Regions from separate parts of the Homo sapiens genome. Here all the other regions are linked to region 1. Evidence: chromatin contacts called from ENCODE Hi-C or POLR2A ChIA-PET data. All regions are on one chromosome and are shown on one strand. Each heading gives the region's core, a stretch centred on a gene start or an enhancer-like site at or near the end of the contact. The rest is flanking DNA. Distances are from core to core; before and after follow the strand shown. Region 1 holds the start of LINC01134 (long intergenic non-protein coding RNA 1134). Region 2 holds the start of TMEM52 (transmembrane protein 52). Region 3 holds the start of SKI (SKI proto-oncogene). Region 4 overlaps SKI (SKI proto-oncogene). Region 5 has its middle 290 kb from the start of LINC02782. Region 6 holds the start of TNFRSF14 (TNF receptor superfamily member 14).

The links. A loop is a pair of places that touch in the nucleus more often than their neighbours do. ChIA-PET counts read pairs that join two places held with the same protein, here RNA polymerase II (POLR2A). Pooled maps may share reads with other maps.
Region 2: a map of gastrocnemius medialis shows a loop between it and region 1 (15-fold over the local background). The contact joins the promoter of TMEM52 here to the promoter of LINC01134 in region 1. A Hi-C loop is called at or near these places in 1 of 168 maps with a recorded cell type or tissue (gastrocnemius medialis), 5 of 37 single-sample maps with no recorded cell type and 11 of 50 pooled maps.
Region 3: a loop to region 1 is called in a map of B cell, with 25 times the contacts of the local background. The contact joins the promoter of SKI here to the promoter of LINC01134 in region 1. A Hi-C loop is called at or near these places in 1 of 168 maps with a recorded cell type or tissue (B cell), 1 of 37 single-sample maps with no recorded cell type and 7 of 50 pooled maps.
Region 4: a map of CD4-positive, alpha-beta T cell shows a loop between it and region 1 (22-fold over the local background). The contact joins the enhancer-like site here to the promoter of LINC01134 in region 1. A Hi-C loop is called at or near these places in 2 of 168 maps with a recorded cell type or tissue (CD4-positive, alpha-beta T cell and naive thymus-derived CD4-positive, alpha-beta T cell), 1 of 37 single-sample maps with no recorded cell type and 6 of 50 pooled maps.
Region 5: a map of CD8-positive, alpha-beta T cell shows a loop between it and region 1 (11-fold over the local background). The contact joins the enhancer-like site here to the promoter of LINC01134 in region 1. A Hi-C loop is called at or near these places in 1 of 168 maps with a recorded cell type or tissue (CD8-positive, alpha-beta T cell) and 5 of 50 pooled maps. POLR2A ChIA-PET finds 5 or more read pairs at or near these places in 1 of 52 experiments (activated naive CD4-positive, alpha-beta T cell).
Region 6: a loop to region 1 is called in a pooled map, with 7 times the contacts of the local background. The contact joins the promoter of TNFRSF14 here to the promoter of LINC01134 in region 1. A Hi-C loop is called at or near these places in 11 of 37 single-sample maps with no recorded cell type and 12 of 50 pooled maps.

What each region holds. Positions count from the first base shown.
Region 1 is chr1:3,898,828-3,901,946 of GRCh38, forward strand. It overlaps LINC01134 (long intergenic non-protein coding RNA 1134), which reads left to right and starts at 1,577. Exons shown (of 4, transcript NR_024455.1): 1 at 1,577-1,804. It overlaps C1orf174 (chromosome 1 open reading frame 174), which reads right to left and starts at 1,445. Exons shown (of 4, transcript NM_207356.3): 1 at 1,345-1,445. The coding sequence starts at 1,359. RefSeq lists enhancers at 537-1,107, 1,108-1,676, 1,677-2,246, 1,886-2,145 and silencers at 1,196-1,265, 2,346-2,525.
Region 2 is chr1:1,917,819-1,920,937 of GRCh38, forward strand. It overlaps TMEM52 (transmembrane protein 52), which reads right to left and starts at 1,461. Exons shown (of 5, transcript NM_178545.4): 1 at 1,364-1,461; 2 at 1,227-1,270; 3 at 1,075-1,116; 4 at 435-613; 5 at 1-344. The coding sequence starts at 1,447. The coding sequence ends at 64. RefSeq lists enhancers at 778-1,579, 1,639-2,232, 2,233-2,825 and a silencer at 1,058-1,697.
Region 3 is chr1:2,226,887-2,230,005 of GRCh38, forward strand. SKI (SKI proto-oncogene) reads left to right here and starts at 1,433. Exons shown (of 7, transcript NM_003036.4): 1 at 1,433-2,849. The coding sequence starts at 1,881. RefSeq lists an enhancer at 1-174 and a silencer at 494-1,263.
Region 4 is chr1:2,254,023-2,257,141 of GRCh38, forward strand. The region is part of intron 1 of SKI (SKI proto-oncogene); the gene reads left to right. Among named protein-coding and RNA genes, the nearest start is that of SKI, 27 kb to the left of the region's middle. RefSeq lists enhancers at 1,528-2,727, 1,768-2,062, 2,730-3,119. Within about 2 kb of position 1,574, at least 21 of the 41 ENCODE cell types and tissues checked have a DNase peak (open chromatin) inside an H3K27ac peak, as active enhancers do; they include CD4-positive, alpha-beta T cell, where a contact is called at or near this core.
Region 5 is chr1:5,387,561-5,390,679 of GRCh38, forward strand. No RefSeq gene overlaps it. Among named protein-coding and RNA genes, the nearest start is that of LINC02782, 290 kb to the left of the region's middle. RefSeq lists an enhancer at 894-2,093. Within about 2 kb of position 1,616, at least 3 of the 41 ENCODE cell types and tissues checked have a DNase peak (open chromatin) inside an H3K27ac peak, as active enhancers do; they include CD8-positive, alpha-beta T cell, where a contact is called at or near this core.
Region 6 is chr1:2,554,662-2,557,780 of GRCh38, forward strand. TNFRSF14 (TNF receptor superfamily member 14) reads left to right here and starts at 1,710. Exons shown (of 8, transcript NM_003820.4): 1 at 1,710-2,072; 2 at 3,065-3,119. The coding sequence starts at 2,004. It overlaps TNFRSF14-AS1 (TNFRSF14 antisense RNA 1), which reads right to left and starts at 2,350. Exons shown (of 7, transcript NR_037844.2): 1 at 2,316-2,350; 2 at 63-2,035.

The DNA of each region.
Region 1 (3,119 bases), core at 327-2,826:
CACAGACAGAAAGTAATAATGATAACACAGTACTGTTGAGTTTGTAACATTATCAGATGTAATACATATAACAAAATACCACAAAAATAACCATATAAGAGTAACATTTCTGTATCACTTGGAATTAACCTAGTACAAATCTGAAGCTTAAGATGTATATGGAGAATATGAAGATTAAGCTGTATACGGTAAAACATAAAGCACTGGAAAAAACCCAAAAAAGTTGTGGAAAAAAAATCATTAAATTAAAATGCTACATTAGGAAATATTCACTTTAATCCACTTAAAGAAGGAACAGGGGAAGAAAAAGACAGACTTGTATAAAGAAAAGAAAAAGTAAAATGGCAAATGTAAACCTAACTACAGTGTATCAATAATATTAAATGTGCATGGGCTAAACAATTCAATCAAAAGGCAGAAACTACCAGACTGCATTTTAAAAAAGATCCAAGTATATGTGCCTACAGGAGACAAGTTTTGGTTCAAAGATAAAAATAGTAAAAGGAGTTGGAATTCACAAGTGGCCACTCCATTTGAACAAACCAGGAGAGCCTCCATGCAGCTCAGAGCCTCCCAAGTGGACCGGGACCCGCGCCGGGTCCACTGTGAAAAGGGTCCTTCGCCTTAACTGTTACACCCACGCAATGAGCACTTGCCCCTTGCCAGACACTGGCACCCCCCTTCAATCCTCACCACCCTCTTGGTGGATCCCTCATCACCCCACTTTTAGCACATTCAGTAGATGGGGCCAAGCTGAGGTCACTTGCTGTGTGACGTCCATTGGAGTGGCAGCAGTTGAGGGGCACAAACTCAGCTCTGCAGCATCTAGCACTACCAGGAGTTGAAACCAGTTCTGGAGAGGGTGCCCCACCTTCCTAGGAAAGTGGCCCGAAACCTCCCTTCAAGGGGGCGTGACCTGGGAGCCCCCTGTTGCCCAGGACGTGAACTGTGAGCTCCACTTCTCCCGAGGGCGTGGACCGGAGCCCCCCTTCTCCCGCGGGCATGGCCTGGGAGCTCCCCTTCTCTCGGGGGTGTGGCCCAGAGGCCCCATTCTGCGGGGGTGGGTAACCTGGGAGCCCCCTTCTCCCGGGGACGTGACCTGTGAGCTCCACTTCTTCCGAGGGCGTGGCCCGGAGCCCCCTTTTCACAGGGGCGTGACCTGGCAGCCCTCCTTCTCCCGGGAGCGTGGCCTGGAGCCCCCCAACTACTGCCGGGGGCGAGGCCCAAGCGGAGGCCGCTCCTAGGCCACAGGCACCCCGTGACCCCGCCCCGGTTCTCCAGACAGCAGGTGACCCAGAGTCCCCGCCCTGCCCGGCGCAGCTGCTGCCGGGACCCAGCCCTCACCTTCCGGCTCCTCATGAGTGTGAGCACCGCAGCCAAGCACCGCGCGCCCCGGCCAACGCGTCCCGGCGGAGCGGCGACCCGGAGTCTGCAGAGCGCGCCGCGGCGGCGTCCGACGTCAGCACAGCCAATCACAGTGCAGCACCCTCGTCATGTGATTCCCCCCCCCCCCCCCCCCGTGTTGGCTCTTTCGTAAGCGGCGGGCGAAGGTCACAGGCCTTGGGCCAGTGGTGGGACACTGGAGCAGGAAGTCGGCCTGTGGCCGGCCATGTTCATGAGGGCGCGTCCCTTGGCACCCCTGTAGCCGCTATGTTTCCCACGCCCGTGGCAGGCCTGAGAGATTATGTTTGCGGGGGGTGCTTTTTTTGTAGCTTCTGTGTTCGCCATATTTGAAAGGGGCAGACGGCCATGTTCGTGAACGGCGCTTCCCTTGGTGCACCTGTGGCCGCCATGTTTGAGCGAGGTGGGCAACTATGTTCTTGAGGGGGGAGCAACCATGTTCTTGAGGGGCTCTTCCCTTGAAGCCTCTTTGGCCACCATGTTTGAGAGGGGCAGACGGCCATGTTTGTAAGGGGCGCTTCTCTTGGTGCGCCTGTGGCCGCTATGTTTGAGAGGGGCAGGCAACCATGTTCGTGAGGGGCGCTTCCCTTGAAGCCTCTTTGGCGCCATGTATGAGAGGGGCGGACGGCCATGTTTGTGAGGGGCTCTTCCTTTGGTGCGCCTGTGGCCGCCATGTTTGAGAGGGGCGGGCGGGACGTCCGTGAGGGGCCCCTCCCCTTGCATCCCCTGGCTAACAGCCTGCAGGAGGGCGGGAAGTGCTTTCTCCAGTGCCGCAGAGCGCTGGTTTCTGAGTGCCGGTTAGCGGCCTTGAGCAGCGCGAGGGACTCCCAGGCCTGCCCGTGCTGCGGTCCCGCTGGGGAGCTTTGCGCGCTTGTCGCAGGCTGTGCTGCCCCGCGACATGCCGCTTTGGGTTGGGGTGGCCCGCCCGGGAAGTGGCCTCAGCTGTCCCCCACGTTGCGGGCGGGAGGGGGCCTTAGTGGAGGCCGTCGGTGGGCCCAGGAGGCCAGGGTCCGGCGTCGGGCTGGGGGCCGGTTTTCGTCCCCCGTTACGTGCAAGGCGGGAAATGACCCCTCCGCCGTCCCGTTACTCTCCGGGGCCAACGTGGACTCGCAGGGGCCACGCCTTTTCCAATGGCCACGCCCCTAGCAGGCCTGGGTGGACCCGCAGCGGCCACGCCTCCTCCAATGGCCGCGCCCTATCAGGTCTGGATGGACACACGGCGGCCACGCCTCCTCCAGCAAACACGCCCCTAGCAGGCCTGGGCTGCTGTGATGCGTCCTCTTTGGCCGCCGCTGAGGGAGGTGTTTGTAAAGCTGAGGACCACTGTTCTGTTGTGGGTTTTTTTGTTTGTTTGTTTGTTTTTTGAGACGGAGTCTCGCTCTGTCACCCAGGCTGGAGTGCAGTGGCGCGATCTCAGCTCACTGCAACCTCCGCCTCATGGGCTCAAGCCATTCTCCTGCCTCAGCCTCCTGAGTAGCTGGGATTACAGGCAGGCGCCACCACACCTGGCTAATTTTTGTATTTTTAGTAGAGATGGGGTTTCATCATGTTGGTCAGGCTGGTCTCGAACTCCTGACCTCAAATAATCCGCCCACCTTGGCCTCCCAAAGTGCTGGGATTACAGGCGTGAGCCACCGTGCCAGGCCCACTGTTCTTTTCTTTTCTTTTTTTTTTTTGACGGGAGTCTCGCTATGTCGCCCAGGCTGGAGTGGAGTGAC
Region 2 (3,119 bases), core at 211-2,710, 2.0 Mb before region 1:
TGGGCTGGGGCCCTTGGCTCCAAGCATTAGTTCTCCAAGCTCTGGTCCGTTCTCCTACCTCCTTCAAGGGGCACCAGGGCTACAAGGTGGTAGTTGAGTATTGGGGCCCGACTCCTGGGGCACTGGAGTGGTCTCTAGGCCCGAGGCCCCAAGGAGAGGGCTGGGTTTCTGGGAGAGTGCTGGTCCTTCCTCTCTGGGCTTGGCCATCTTGACAGCTTCATCGTAGGAGGGTGGAGGCTCCGGGGTGTACAGGCTGTAGGCAGGAGGAGCCATGGAGTCCAGGTCCAGCTCCCCAAAGGGCAGGGGCAACCGCATGCCCAGTGGGTACTGCACGGAGCTGTAGGCTGCAGGGAACCAGAGTGGGTTCGTGGAGGCGGGCTTGGCATTTACCCCCGCCATCTCCACCCTCAACTGGCGGGCCCCTAGGCACTCACAGGTCACAGTGCTGTGTACAGGGCTGTCACTGTCCATAGGGATGACTGCCACGTCGCAGGGCTGCCGTGCTGGTGGCAGATGTGGCTGGGCCTGTGCCTGCTTCCGGAGGCAGCAGAACCGGACACAACCAGCTGTGACACCACACAGCAGAAGCAGGAGGACCGCCAGCAGGATGAGCCTAGGAGAGCAAGGCTCTACCACTGGACTGACCCTCGGCCACCGGGCACCTGCACCCTGGGGAATGTCGTGGCACAACCACCGAAGACAGGTTAACAGGATAAAAAGCAGACAATGTCTCTCCATGTCGGAGACCGCCGTGGCCAGAGCCTGGCCTCGGGCTGCTGGGCCTGCCCTGGCTATCTCTCCTGGGCTGGCCAGGGGTGGCCTTGGGCTCACTCCCAGGACTCGCTGTCCTCAGCGAGTGCCCCACTGCTGAGCGGGATCGTAGGGGACTCCCGCGGAGGCCAGGCGGGAGAGGTGGGAGGGAAGGTCCTGCTTGCTCCAGGTCAGTTCCCGCCAGCGGCCGGGACTGGGCGACAGCGGAGGCGGCCTGGTGAGGTAAGGGCCTGGCGGGCCTGGCCCCGGTGACCCCCGCCCCAGAACCGTCGGACGCACGGCTCCGCCGCGGCCTCCACTTACCCCACGTGCCACAGGCTGCTCCAGCGGGCCTGGGGCGGGCACCTGTGGGGACGGCGGCACCTGGAGCAGGCGGGGCATGGGACGGCCGACCTCGCCACCCGTGCCTCCCCATAGGGCGGGGCCAGGCCCCGGCTCCCTCCCCCCCGACTTACTGGTCCGAGGGGTCGCAGCTGCCGTCCGCGAAGCCCAGCGCCACCTGTGGGGACAAGGGTGAGCCCGGGAGGGGCGTGGTCCGAGCAGGGACCCGCCCCGCGGTGGCCGAACCGAGAGAGAACGCCGCCCGACCCACCTGCGGCAGCGGCAGGAGCGGCAGGAGCGGCAGGAGCGGCAGCAGCAGCCGCAGTCCGCGGGCGGCCAGCGGCCCCCGGGCCATGCTCTGAGGAGGTTGGAGCAAAGCCCGGCGGCGCGGCTTTATGGGGCCCCGCCCACCACAGGACACACCCACCACATGACACGCCCACAGAACGCCCGCTCAGAGTAAACCCCGCCCACCGGGCCCCGCTGGCCGCAGGCCCCGCCCACAGGCGCACACGCCTACTGGACGCCCCACGCAGGGTAAACCCCGCCCTCCGGGCACCGCCCAGAGCAAACCGCGTTCGTCGCAGGCCTCGCCCACAGGACGCCTCACGCAGCATAAACCCCGCCCACTGGGCCCCGCCCAGTGCAAGCCTTGTTCGCCGCAGGCCCCGCCCACAGGAGCCCTCGCCCACGAGACGCCCCCATTCGCTGGGCCTCCACTCAATGCAAACCCCGCCCACTGGCCCCATGCCCAACGTAAGCCTCGCCCACCATACCCCGCTCAGCGCAATCCCCTCCCACTGGGCCACGCCCAACGTGTTCAGAGGGCTTGTCCGCCACAAGCCCTACCCCGCAGCTCCACCTGGCCCAGACTCGTGAGGCGACGGTGGGTCTCGTCCTCAGCCCGGGCACGGCGCCTTAACCTCGGCCGAGCGTGGCCTGCTCTGCTGCTGGTCTGGGCGTGGCCCGGGGACCCTCGGGAGCTGGCCTGGAAAGTCGTGGCTGCCTTGGGTGTGGTCCCTCGGGTCCAGTCTCGCAGGCGGGCTCCAGGTGGACTGTAGGGTAACGCCACCAAGATGCTGGGCATCCCGAACTTGGTGTTTGGACACTTGATTGTGGACCTGCGCTGCAGGCGCTGTCTGGGGGCTGGCCCAGGGGGCTGGAGCCTGGCCCTGGCTCTGGGCTGTTGAGGCGCTGGGTGCAGACCACTTTCCCAAAGCACTTGGCCTTGGGGGCCATGCCCCACCTGGGGAATGTGACCTCCATTCCCGAGGGCCACAGGGAGCCCAGTGCCCTTCCCTCAGCCTGCAATGTCTGCTGCTCCCTGTGCAGGGGCAGGCCTGGGGCCATTTCTTCCAGGGGGACCCCAGACCCTTATCCCTCTGCCACCAGGCCAGGGGCCCTGTTAGGCTCTTGGTGCCCTCTGCTCCCCGTGGGACCAACAGCACACCGTCTCTCTGGTGGTCAGGCTAAGGGAGGTGGTCAGCACAGCAAGGGGCAGGGTCCATCTTACTGCAGGAGGGGCATGCACCCCTTGCTCAGAACTGTTCCACATGTGGGCGCTGCTCAGTGTCCCCCACCCCTACCACAAGGGCAGTGACCCTGGAGGGCAGGGCCTCCTCTGCGTGGCTCTTCTGCCCATACCTGCCCCTTCACTGCATCACTCCTTCCACTGTTGGGCTCTGCCTGAAGTTGCCTTTCACCTCCCAAGGCCTGTGCCACGGTCCTCAAGGGCCCTTCCTGCCTGCCCAGCTCCCCCAGCCCCTGGCCCTTCTTCCTGCCACATTGACTGCACTGGTCGTGGAGGCCCAGCACGGGAGTGGGAATGGGAGTGCATGTGCACAGCACAGCCTGAGGCCACAGCCCCGAGTTCCGGAAGGTGTGGGCACGGCCCCCACGCAGGAGCTGGGCGGGCCTCGCCACTCAGTACCAGAGGCCTGCCAGCAGGAGAGTCGGGTCAGGGTTTAGAAGAGAGGGGCCTATTCAGGAAACATTGCCATCCAGTAGCACCTCCTCCTGCGGCCGGG
Region 3 (3,119 bases), core at 183-2,682, 1.7 Mb before region 1:
ACACACCATTGCGTCCCTGCGCCCGCAGGCCTCGCTGGAAGCTGCCTCCCCTGGAGACCACCCGGCCGACTGTCCAACTTCGGGGCCCCGGGCTTCCCGCTCCCCGCCCTGCCAAGGCTTGAGTCTCTCCCACTGCGTGGCCAGGCGTGGAGGGCCGGCCGATCCGACCCCGAAAGACGTCTCAGCGCTCCACGGCCCCGGGGCGGAGGTCAGGGGTCTCGCCGGCCCGAACGCCGGGCCCCGCGGGGCCGAAGTCCTGATAAGCCACCTGGCAGGAGTGGCTGGCAGACCGGCTGCGTCTGGGGCACCGGGCGCCGCCCCTCCCAGGCCCGAAGCCCCCGGCCCGCGCAGCAGGGACACTCCGCCAGGGGCCGGCGGGCGGGGCGGGGCCGGCGCGGCCGGGAGCCGCGGACACTCGGCCACCGAGCCACCGGCCACGGCGCAGCGGGGGCCGCCGGGCTGCGCCGCCAGGGTCACGCGACGCGGTGCCCGTCTCGGCGCAGGGTCCCTGGGCGTGGCCGCTGTCCCCCTCGTGTGTGGGACCCCAGGTCACCGTGTGGCGTCCCGGTAGTGTGTGGGACCCCAGAGGCGTCCGGGGCCTCCCCGCTGTGTGGTGTCCCACCCTGGGAGAACCCCGGGTGCGTGGCGTGGCCCCCCGGCCGCCCCCAGCTGGTTTGCGGTCGTGGCGGGGGCCTGTGGGTTTCTGGGCCCCGACGGCGGCGAGACGGGCGCCTTCCCAGCGGCGCAGGAAGCGGCCTCGGCCGGAAGGGGGGCCCCGGGCGCCACCGCCGCCTCCGCCTCCGCCCGCGCCCAGCGGCCCTCGGCGGGCGGGGCCGAGCGGGGCCGAGCGGAGTCGAGCATGGCCGAGCGTAGCCGAGTCCCGGCCGAGCGGAGCCGAGTCATGGCAGGGCGGGTCCGAGCGTGGCCGAGTCCCGGGCGAGCGGAGCCGAGCGCGGCCGAGTCCGGGCGGGGAGCGCGCGTTCCTGGAAGAGCCCGGCTGGGGAGCGGGTCACATTCTTGGCCAGCGCTAGGGCTGAGGCGGACGCACGGCAACAAACAGCGCGGGGGGCGGGGCCGGCGCGGGGCGGAGCGGGCGGCGCGGGGCGGGGCGGCGCGGCGGCGGCGTGAGCTCAGCGCCGGGCGCTCAGTCCGAGCCGGAGCGAGCCGCCGGGAGGATGTGCGCCGAGCGCCCCGAGCCCCGCGCCGCCGCCGCGCTCTGAGGGCCGCGGGCGAGAGGCGCCTCCGCCGCCCCGGAAGCCGGGCGGGCGGGCCGCGGAGCCGGCGGGCGGGCGGGCCGGGGGCCGGCGGCGGGCGCGACGCGGCCGGCCAGCGCCGCCGGGACGAGCCGGGCGGGCGCCTCGCGGTGGGAGGAGCGGGGCGGCGGCGGCGCGCCGCGCGAGGACGGCCCGGCGGGCCCCGCGCCCGCGCCCCCGCTCCTCCCGGGCCCCTCGGCCTCGGCCGCCGCGGCGATTCGCGCCTCGCGGCGCCGGCACCTGCCCGCGCGCCCCCCGCGAGCCCCGGGCCCGCGAGCGTTGGCGTTGGCGTTGGCGGCGCGCGCCGGGGCATGCCCCGCGCCTAGAGCCCGGGGGGCGCGCGGGGGACGCGCGGGGGGCCCGGGCGGCGGCGGGCGCGGCGCGGGGCGCGTGGATGTGGCGCCGGGCCCGGGCGGCGGCGGGCTCCAGCGGCGGGACCCCTTCGCCCCGCCCGCCTTCCCCTTCGCGCCCCCGGGCGAGGCCGCGGCCGTGATCGGCCGTGAGCCGGCGGCGGGGGGCGGCCGGGGTCGGGGCCGCGGGCGCCGCCGGGGCGCGCGGGGCGGCGGCGGGGGCCGGGGGGGCCCGGGCGCGCGGGAGCGGGAGCGGCCGGGGGAGCCGGAGCGCACCATGGAGGCGGCGGCAGGCGGCCGCGGCTGTTTCCAGCCGCACCCGGGGCTGCAGAAGACGCTGGAGCAGTTCCACCTGAGCTCCATGAGCTCGCTGGGCGGCCCGGCCGCTTTCTCGGCGCGCTGGGCGCAGGAGGCCTACAAGAAGGAGAGCGCCAAGGAGGCGGGCGCGGCCGCGGTGCCGGCGCCGGTGCCCGCAGCCACCGAGCCGCCGCCCGTGCTGCACCTGCCCGCCATCCAGCCGCCGCCGCCCGTGCTGCCCGGGCCCTTCTTCATGCCGTCCGACCGCTCCACCGAGCGCTGCGAGACCGTACTGGAAGGCGAGACCATCTCGTGCTTCGTGGTGGGAGGCGAGAAGCGCCTGTGTCTGCCGCAGATTCTCAACTCGGTGCTGCGCGACTTCTCGCTGCAGCAGATCAACGCGGTGTGCGACGAGCTCCACATCTACTGCTCGCGCTGCACGGCCGACCAGCTGGAGATCCTCAAAGTCATGGGCATCCTGCCCTTCTCGGCGCCCTCGTGCGGGCTCATCACCAAGACGGACGCCGAGCGCCTGTGCAACGCGCTGCTCTACGGCGGCGCCTACCCGCCGCCCTGCAAGAAGGAGCTGGCCGCCAGCCTGGCGCTGGGCCTGGAGCTCAGCGAGCGCAGCGTCCGCGTGTACCACGAGTGCTTCGGCAAGTGTAAGGGGCTGCTGGTGCCCGAGCTCTACAGCAGCCCGAGCGCCGCCTGCATCCAGTGCCTGGACTGCCGCCTCATGTACCCGCCGCACAAGTTCGTGGTGCACTCGCACAAGGCCCTGGAGAACCGGACCTGCCACTGGGGCTTCGACTCGGCCAACTGGCGGGCCTACATCCTGCTGAGCCAGGATTACACGGGCAAGGAGGAGCAGGCGCGCCTCGGCCGCTGCCTGGACGACGTGAAGGAGAAATTCGACTATGGCAACAAGTACAAGCGGCGGGTGCCCCGGGTGAGTGGCCCCAGGCCTGGGAGCTGGGGAGGATGCGCTTGGGGTGGGGGCCCCTTCTGGACTACAGGCTCTGGTCTCCGAAGGCTGGGACCTGTGCTTCTGCCGTGCCCCATGTCTCCAGTCTTCGCTTTGTTTTAGGGAAATTCAGAGTGTTCCGACTGGCAGGGCCAGAGAGTTTGGTAGGAAGGCCCTCCTGCCCGTTCCCCAGGACGAGCCTGGAGTGCGGGCTGTGGCGGTGGGGTGGGGGGCCAGGCCTGGTGTGTGGGGAAG
Region 4 (3,119 bases), core at 324-2,823, 1.6 Mb before region 1:
TCGTCAGGCCACGGATGCTTGTCCGGAGCTGCCTCATGTGGCTCTTGCACAGAAGGCACCATTCTAGACATTCCAGGTGGGCTCCAGTGACCATGAGGGGCTGGGGTTGGCACTGGCGCTGCTCCTCTGAGGTGTTGGACCCACGTGGGAGCTGCTTGTTCCCCTCCAGACACTGATTGTGAAGAATCTGGAAGGTCCACGCTAGAGGAGGCCACGACCTGCTGGTGCGCCTGCAAGAGTGCTGGCCCAACTGGTCTCCATGCGTGGTGCCCGTTGGAGGGGGTGGGAGGGCTCGGCTCTGCTCTCCCCCCGTGGGTCTTCGTGTCACAGGGTGCTTGGGGGACTCTGCTGCACTGAGATCTCCAGCGTGACATGTCCCCGTCCCAAACAGCCCTGAAATGGCAATGCCTCATCCTAGGATTACCGTCCCTTCCCGAAGGCTTGAGGTCCTACTTAGATGTCTACTGGACTGCTTTTTATTTTAATTTACTTGATACTCAGTCTGGGTGCGTTGAAGACGCGGCCTCTGGCTGTCAGCCTGTCCTTGTGTGCAGTGACCGGTCTACCTGTCTGGCCTTGTGCCTAGACTTGTGGCCGTCACCACTATCTCTGGGGAGGGGTGAAGTGGACTGGGAGGTAGGAGCCGAATTGGAGTCTTCTCTTTGTTCCTGAAGTTATCACAGTCTTGGCCAGACTGTGGTCACTGCGTGCGTGTGTGTGTGTGTGTGATGCGCAGGGCATTTGCTGGTGGAATAGCACGGGCCATTGGCATTTGCACCTGAGGCGTGCAGCCCCCCTGCTGCACACCTATGGGGTCCCTGCGGTCAGGTGAGCTCTGGGGGGTTTCTGAGGGTGGAGACAGCCACAACAACACTTCTTTCCTCCAAATGCCTGTGCTGTGCACTTGGGTGCAGGTGGCTTTTAGGGGACATGGCTGGGCACTGCCCCACAGTGTCACCTCTGTGTCCTGTGGTGCGTGCTGTGGACTGGCACCACACCCCACGTGCTTGTTAGGCCAGTTTCTCTCAGGTGTCGGTCACCCTACCATGCGGCCTTTCTTTTGTCTTTTATCTTTAGCTAAGGAGTCCATGGCATACCAAAAGCTGAATGATGACAGCCAGTGTCCCCATCCTGTCCTCCCCAACTTTCCACAGGCAGGGACGCTCCCCATTCTTGCTGCATAGTCTTCTGTTGACCCCATGTACCTGAGTGACCCCCACGTACCTGAGTGTGACAAGCACTATGGTGCTTGACCTCAGTCCAGCTGCTTAGACCTGTACCTGCCACAGCCCCACGTGCTGACACCTTGCGTCTTGAGTTTTGATAAATCTATCCTTTGGCTGATTAATATGACTGAGTGGTGTCTTCTGACCCCATTTCTTATCTGGAACACTGTGTCCTGACTTCATTTCCTGTCTGGAGCACACTGTCCTGACCTCATTTCCTGTCTGGAACACACTGTGTCCTGACCTCATTTCCTGCCTGGAGCTCTCTGTGTCCTGACCTCATTTCCTGTCTGTGCCGCTCTGTCCTGACCTCATTTTCTGTCTGTGCCACCCTTTGTCCTGACCTCATTTCCTGTCTGGAACATGCTGTGTCCTAACTGCATTTCCTGTCTGGAGCTCTCTCTGTCCTGACCTCATTTCCTGTCTGGATCTCTCTATGTCCTGACCTCATTTCCTGTCTGGAACATGCTGTATCCTGATATCATTTCCTGTCTGTGCCACTTTGTCCGGACCTCATTTTCTGTCTGGAGCACTCTGTATCCTGACCTCATTTCCTGTTTGTGCCACCCTTTGTCCTGACCTCATTTCCTGTCTGGAACATGCTGTGTCCGGATTGCATTTCCTCTCTGGAGCTCTCTCTGTCCTGACCTCATTTCCTGTCTGGAGCCAGTGACCTCATTTCCTGTCTGTGTCACTCTGTCCTGACCTCATTTCCTGTCTGTGCCACTCTTTGTCCTGACCTCATTTCCTGTATGCAACACACTGTGCCCGGACTGCATTTCCTGTCTGGAGCTCTCTCTGTCCTGATCTCATTTCCTGTCAGGAGCACTCTGTGTACTGACCTCATTTCCTGTCTGTGCCACTCTTGTGTCCTGACCTCTTTTCCAGTCTGTGCCACTCTGTGTCCTGACCTCATTTCTTATCTGTGCCACTCTGTGTCCTGACCTCATTTCCTGTCTGGAGCACTCTGTCCTGACCTCATTTCCTGTCTTGTGTCCTGACCTCATTTCCTGTCTGGAGCTCTCTGTGTCCTTACCTCATTTCCTGTCTGTGCTGCTTTCTGTCTTGGAGTTGCGTGCCTGACCTCATTTCCTCTCCACTGTGTGTTCCTGGAGTTAGGCATCATCTTGGTTTTTACTCCCTTGCTTGGTTTTCTCAGGATCTCTGGCTGCTCCGTCCTTGCTCCAGCGTTCTTCTCTGCCCCCTCCCTCTGTGGTCCAGAGGCCGATGGCCAGCTGGCCCTCACCTGCCCGCCCTGGGTATTTCTGTGCTCTTCCTGGTGAGGGATTCTAGGGGTTCCCCTCCTGGGTTCATCCTTACCTGAGTAGCCACAGCACACTGTGCAGTTGGGTGCCTGGGAGGCACGTGCTTTGGGTGTTGCATGGCTGACCTGGTAACTGGGCACCCGTGTATGGAGGGCTGGAACAGAACACTTGTCGGCGCTCCTCAGCGTCTTGCCTCTGGTGTCCCCATGGCGAAGTCCCCTGCCATCTGCTTTGGGCTCTGACATGTGACCTGACTGTGCCCTTCAGGAGCTTTCAGAACCTCCTCTTAGATCTGGCATTCAAAATGTCTTGTCAGACACCTCGAGGCGGCTTGTGTTTGGCCCTGTGTTGGGCGCCTATTGGGCCCTTGTCAGGTTTTTGTTGCCAGGAGGCTCGCGCCCCGATCTTCGGGATGGTGCCCGTGGCATCTTCTGCTCGGTGCTCCCTAGGGCTGGACGTTGGTCCTCCTGGCACTGGTGCTCCGGTTGCTGTGGTCTCCCTGCTGTTCCCTTGTGGCTCAGGATTACTCTCTGGAGGTCTCCGCCTTATCATGAGCACTTTCTTTGTTGGCTACTTTTAGTTTCATGATTTCATTTTCGTTTCTAAGATATCTATCTCTTTGTAAAAG
Region 5 (3,119 bases), core at 366-2,865, 1.5 Mb after region 1:
CCTGTGTGTCTGTCCCTGCATGTGTATGTGTATCTCTGTGTCTGTGTGTGTGTGTCTGTGTGTGTGTCTGTGTGTGTCTTTGTGTCTGTCTCTATGTCTGTGTGTGTGTCTCTATGTGTTTATCTTTGTGTATTTGTGTGTGTCTCTGTGTGTCTGTCTGTCTCTGTGTCTGTGTGTATGTCTCTGTTTCTTGTCTCTGTTTGTATCTCTGTGTGTGTCTCTGTGTCACTTTAACTTGATTATATCTGCAATTTCCAAATAAGTTGCCATGCACCGGTACTGGCAGTTAGGACTTCAATGCACCCATAACAGACTCAAATCCGAGTGCTAGGAGTTTGGAAATAAATTCTAACACATTCTGCTCTTGGAAACTCACAAAGCTCACAGGGCTCTGGGAAGTTCTAAGTCCTGCTCAATTTCGTTTTCTCCAGAGAACCCCCAAACATGTCGGTAGTTTGGTCCTTCTTCCCGTGACACCCCTGGATCCCCGGAAGAGCTCAAGGCACCCGATGTGCTGGTGCCCTTGACTCTATGGAAGGAGAGGAGCGAGGCTTCGGAGGCCAGGAGGGTTCTTGGAACAAGGAAAAGACAGGAACGTGGATATTTAGGCACAGACATGCGGAGGACTCCCCTCCCTTCCTCAGCCAGGAGCCTAAAACACTTGTTCTGCTCACTCTCTCTTTGCCAGAGAAGCTCTGAAGCCAACGGCTTTGGTCAACAACCCAGCCACGGCCACTTTGGGATTTTTGCTGATAAATCCAGCACTTCTAGGAAACCAGCAAACTCCTAAGGAAAATACAGAAGCCCAGAGCCAGCTTCCCCGGCCTGGCTAAATGGTTCTCCCAAAATGGAGTCTTTTCTGATGGCACTTCCTCACAAGTTGGGCAATCCGTCATTTCTTTGCTGTGATCTCACCTGTGAATGCTCCCTGGAGCCCATTTCTGCAGATCCACAGATCAACAGATGGACCAGCACCTCCAGTGCGGCACTGGCTCCTTGGAAGATTTACTGGAGCTCCAGGAGGAGAGCCATCAAGCCAAAGAATTACCCACTGAGTTAGTAAGATGGCTTCTTAAAGAGAGGTGTCTGTTTAATGCATCTTCCCCCAATGCATTCCATCCCGTCCTTGCAGAACGGATTAGTGTTTCTCGGCGATCCTACAGGCTCCCCAGGGACAGGCTTCAAGGGAATGGAGGAAGGATCGCTCCCTTCTCCTGGTCATCAGTCTGCACCTTCAGCTGAGGAGGCTGGCGTCATCCTGCAGGCATGGGGAGGACATGTAAGGAGGGGAAGTGATGATTAGAGGAGGTGGCTGCTCATTCCCTTGAATCATGCTGTAAGCCTTCTAAAGCAATTTTCTTAAGTTTGGTGTAAAATTTTGATGGAAAAATACCTGCTCCCTGGTATTTTTCTTCTCAACTCTCTCTCAAGAACTTTCTAGTTATTTCCAAAGCCAATGCCTTTCAGACATAGAGAAGATAGTCTCTCGGTAGAAGCTGTTTTTTTATTACCTGCTATTTCAGATATTTTTCCCTTCTCTCTTGCTTTGCCTCAAAGACAGGAAATGGGTTTTGTTGTTGGGTGGGGTTTTTGGTTTGGTTTTTTTAAACCCATCTTTTTACAATGTAGCTTTCATCTGTGACTCATATCTTGTGGCCAAAAAGGTGGCTAAAGGAATGAAGAGTACTTCTTTTCAAAGAAAAGGAAATTAAAATGAACTACAGACTGGAAGAGCGGTGTGTACGGTCTAGAATCCCCAGAGCGGCAGGGAGAGGACATGCTGGCATTGCCAACCAGCACACGCGTGAAGTCCTCGCTGTCCCCTGGCCCACAGGATGTGGGGGCTGCGAACAAAGTGTTTGTGAAAAGGGACCCTCCACCCTCTTCAGCATGCAGATGTGTTCACAAAGAGCTCCGTTCCTAACCGTCACCCACCAGGCACAGATCGTGTGTAACAGCTCCCGAACTTACTGTCAATTGAATAAAAGACCACTATTTTAGGAAATGTCAGTATTTCTCCAAAAAATAAATAAAAGCCCCTTGTTGTGAGCAGCTCTGATTTCAGGCAATCTGACTGGCAAACCGGTGCTTCGGGACACACAGAGCTAGTTCCTTTAATGGCCCAGTCACGCACACCCAGAATTCTGAGTTGGCTGAATGGGATCAGTCATCCCTGGACGCCATGTGGAAGTTGGGTCTGTGGAGCTCATGCTCGTTGGCTCACAAGTTCACTGCATGGATGCCTTGGTCAGGATGAACTTGGAGGCTTGGTGGCTCTGAACTGAGGAGGGACCCTGGGTTCCTCTCTGCTGCAATTCTAGTATGGATAATGGTGATGAGAACATGGCAAGCATGGGGAAATGGTGGCTGCTCACACCTGCCAGTGTAGGGACTGCCTTGGGCTCACTGTCCAGGGTTACAGATTCCCCCACTTCCACTGGGTCAAGCCAGTCCAGCCTGAAGACCCTACTGGAGCCCAACACTTTAACCTGAAGTTGGGACATGGTGACAACCCTGGTGGCCCCTCCTTGGGGTGGGATGAGACCTATTTCCTGCCCCGCCCCCCGCTGGGTTAGAGGATCCCCCACAGCCACAGCCCTGCCTCCGCACTGTGCTCTGGCTACGATGTCCCAGCGAATGTCCTGCTCAACTCCAGAAATCCCCAGGGAATGACGAAGGCTCCTGGACACAGAGGCTTTGTCTGGAGCTGTCACCCTTTGGGTGTGGTGGGGGTAGCCAGACATTACTAAGCATCTAGGAAAAGGCAATCATCTAAAATCAGAAAAGAACCCCTCTTTTCAGAAGTCAAAATTTTTGCAAGCCAGGACTGTATTTCCCAAAAGCACAATTCAACAAATGGTTTGATATCAACTCTTATGTATATCAGCAACTCCAGAAAATAGGTCTTGGACCCTCAGTTGCAGATCTCTGAGTGTGTGCTAATTTTGGTGGGGGTTGGTAACATGATAGATCCTGAAGTTGAAATTACTCCAGATCACTTGGGGTCCAGAGCCAGGGAGCTAGGTCTTTCACTCCCGTCTCTCAGTGAAGCATTTGCAGTGGGTTCCTCTGCTCATGTCTTAAATGTGCAAGAATCAGACATATGGGAATGACTCAGC
Region 6 (3,119 bases), core at 460-2,959, 1.3 Mb before region 1:
GCTGAAGTCGGGGTAGGAGGGGCATGGAGGAAGGGGCAGGAGGGGCTGAGTCTCACTGATGCCTGTGTTAGTCTTGTCTCTTGCCATGCCTCAGTTTCCCTCCTCCCCAGGGTGGGGTGGATGAGACGACTCTGGAGGACGTATCTGAGAGAGTGGGGTTGGAGCCCCGTACCGGCAGGTGTAGGCGCTGTGTCTGCTCTTGGAGGTTGGGCGTTCTTGGGGAGTTGGTGAGGGAACGTGCTGTCCCTGCACCCTGGAGCCCCCATGCCCTCCTGGGGCCCCCGGGAGTGGAGGATGCAAGGGGCCCCCTTCTTCTTCCTTGCAAGACCCACATGGCTCTGCATGTGGGGGACATTCCTGGCAGGGGGCGCTGAGGGCCAGGATGTGAGTGCACCAGGGAAACAGCAGATGGGGCTCCTCTCCCAGGCTCCAGCTGTGGGGTGGGAGTCCATGCTCCTGCGTGTCTCTTGGGGGCTTTTCCTCCACTGGGTGCCACCTGGTCCCCCACCCTGCCTCAGAGTATTGGGGTCTGGGCTCGTCCACCCTGGATGCTGGCCAGGAGTGCACCTGCCTCTGGAGCTCGGGACGCTTGGCCCCACAGGACGGTGTCGCACACCACAGCCGGCCTAACTTCACCCCTGCCTGCTCCCTCTCCAGGGCCGGCCTGCAGGGCTGCACACTTTCTAGTTGGGGTGCAGGTCCCCGGGCTCCTGCCACAGATTCCTGTGGCTGGCCACCCTGCCAACTCTCCTGCAGGTGAGGGTGGGCGCAATCCCCAAGGTCCTTTCCACCAGATGCCACTGAGTCCCCCAGGGGCCAGGGCTGGACCCTGGAGGGGGTCACCTGGCTGAAGTCAGGACCAGGAGGGGCAGGGGGCAGTCGAGGGGCAGGGGGCGGTCCTGGGCCAGGCGTCTGGCAGATGGGCTTGCTGGAGGTGGGGGTTCCTGGTGTGCAGCAGGCGGTGCCAGAGGGGGTGACTGGGACCTGCTCTGGGCAAGCACAGGCGGTGCGTGACAGACCTGGGCTTCCATTGACTGCATCACGTCCAGCAGCAGGAAGGGGCCACGGGGGCACTGGCGTCGTCACGTGGGTCACGAGGTTCCATGTGATGCAGGGAGCGAGGCCGTCACGAGGGACTCACTGGTGCCTGCCTTGGGGCTCCGGGACTGTGGGCTGTCTCCATCCGGAGGTCTCCCTACCACCAGGCTCTGTGGGGCAGGGAAGCCCAGTGGGGTGCAGGGAGCCAGGAAGCTGGGGTGGGGTCAGGGCAGGGTCCACAGGGAGACCGGGCGAGGCTGGCAGCCTTCCCAGTCCGCGCAGCGTCTCTGCAGGGGGAGCAAGAGCTGCCCTTCCACCCCTCCCAGGGGACGGGTAGGGGCACTCTGGGCTTTTCCCACCCCCTCACGCAGGGACACAGGCCTGGTGGGTCTATGACTGAAATTGGCCAGACCGCATTCTGGTGGTTTTATTCGGAAGGGAAGTTTACCCTGTTCAGCAGAAGCTGAGATGGGAACAGGAAACCCACAGGGCCCCTTTATTCGGCAAAAATGTCAGTCAGCGCCCCGGGGAGCAGCCGAGGGTCCCTGAGTGTGTGAGTGAGGTGGGGAAACACAGATGGACTTTGGGGGGCTCCCCCTTCTACAGGAAACCCGGAGTGGACTGGAATGGTGCAGGGGGAGAACTCGCCCCTCCCATCGGGCGCCTCCTTCATACCGGCCCTTCCCCTCGGCTTTGCCTGGACAGCTCCTGCCTCCCGCAGGGCCCACCTGTGTCCCCCAGCGCCGCTCCACCCAGCAGGCCTGAGCCCCTCTCTGCTGCCAGACACCCCCTGCTGCCCACTCTCCTGCTGCTCGGGTTCTGAGGCACAGCTTGTCACACCGAGGCGGATTCTCTTTCTCTTTCTCTTTCTCTTCTGGCCCACAGCCGCAGCAATGGCGCTGAGTTCCTCTGCTGGAGTTCATCCTGCTAGCTGGGTTCCCGAGCTGCCGGTCTGAGCCTGAGGCATGGAGCCTCCTGGAGACTGGGGGCCTCCTCCCTGGAGATCCACCCCCAAAACCGACGTCTTGAGGCTGGTGAGCCCCCGAGCCTCCTCTCCGTCTGCTCGCAGATCCCAGTTCTGACCCCAGGGCCTCCCACAGATCTCTTCCCCATGCCCCTGTCCTGGCCGTTGCTGGCTCCGGCGTCCAGCCCGTCCCCTGCTGCCTGGGGCTCTCGGGTCAACCCAGACCCCCAGCACTGGGCTCACCACAGTGGGGTGAGCAGCAGAGCCACAGCCCTACCCAGCAGACCTCCTCCTGCGTGTGTCCCCCACTCACCACTCCGTCCACGGGCAGCTGGTGAGCCCCCATTTGGCCGGATGTGGGCACTTCTGGGGGCTGGGTGTCTCTGGGCGTCTCTGGGCGGGGCCCTCGAGCAGGTGACCCAACTCCCCGGCAGCCCTGACCTTGGTGACAGGTGATAAGATCAGTGTGCAGCAGGGGGCTGGACCCAGGTGGGTGGGGTGGGGATACTCTCCATGCTCATGTGGCACTCCTGCCTGTCCAGCCACTATCCCCATCAGGGGCCCCCGACTGCCCATCAGCCAGCCCAGGAACGAGGCCACGGCAGAGCCACCCTCCCCGATGTGGCCCTGATCAGCCTGTCACCCACTGTCTGGCTTGTGAGCCTCTGGGGCCCATCCCTGGCTGCCCCTGCTGGCTCTTCAGGGGTCAGCAGGTCCAACCTAGGCCAGCAGGGGGGCCGGCAGGTTGTCTGCCCAGTGGGCTCAATGCTCCCAGGTGTGGGGTGTGGGGTCCCTGGCGAGGGCAGAGTTCCAGTTCCCAGGGCTCCGCGCTGCCAGGCAGCGTCATCAGGGCTGGAGGAGGGGCGGTCCCCACCCTATCCCGGGCTCCAGCGGTCGGCAAGGTTGTTCCATGAGCCTGGCCTGGGGCCCGCTTCTGTCCTCTCTACCAGGCACTGCCGCTCCTCCCCATTGCACAGAGGGAGATTCAGGCTGTGGGGCCAAGCCTGGCAGAGCCCACAGGGCAGCCAGGGCATCTCCCAATGCCTGTCCTGACCCCCTTAGGTGCTGTATCTCACCTTCCTGGGAGCCCCCTGCTACGCCCCAGCTCTGCCGTCCT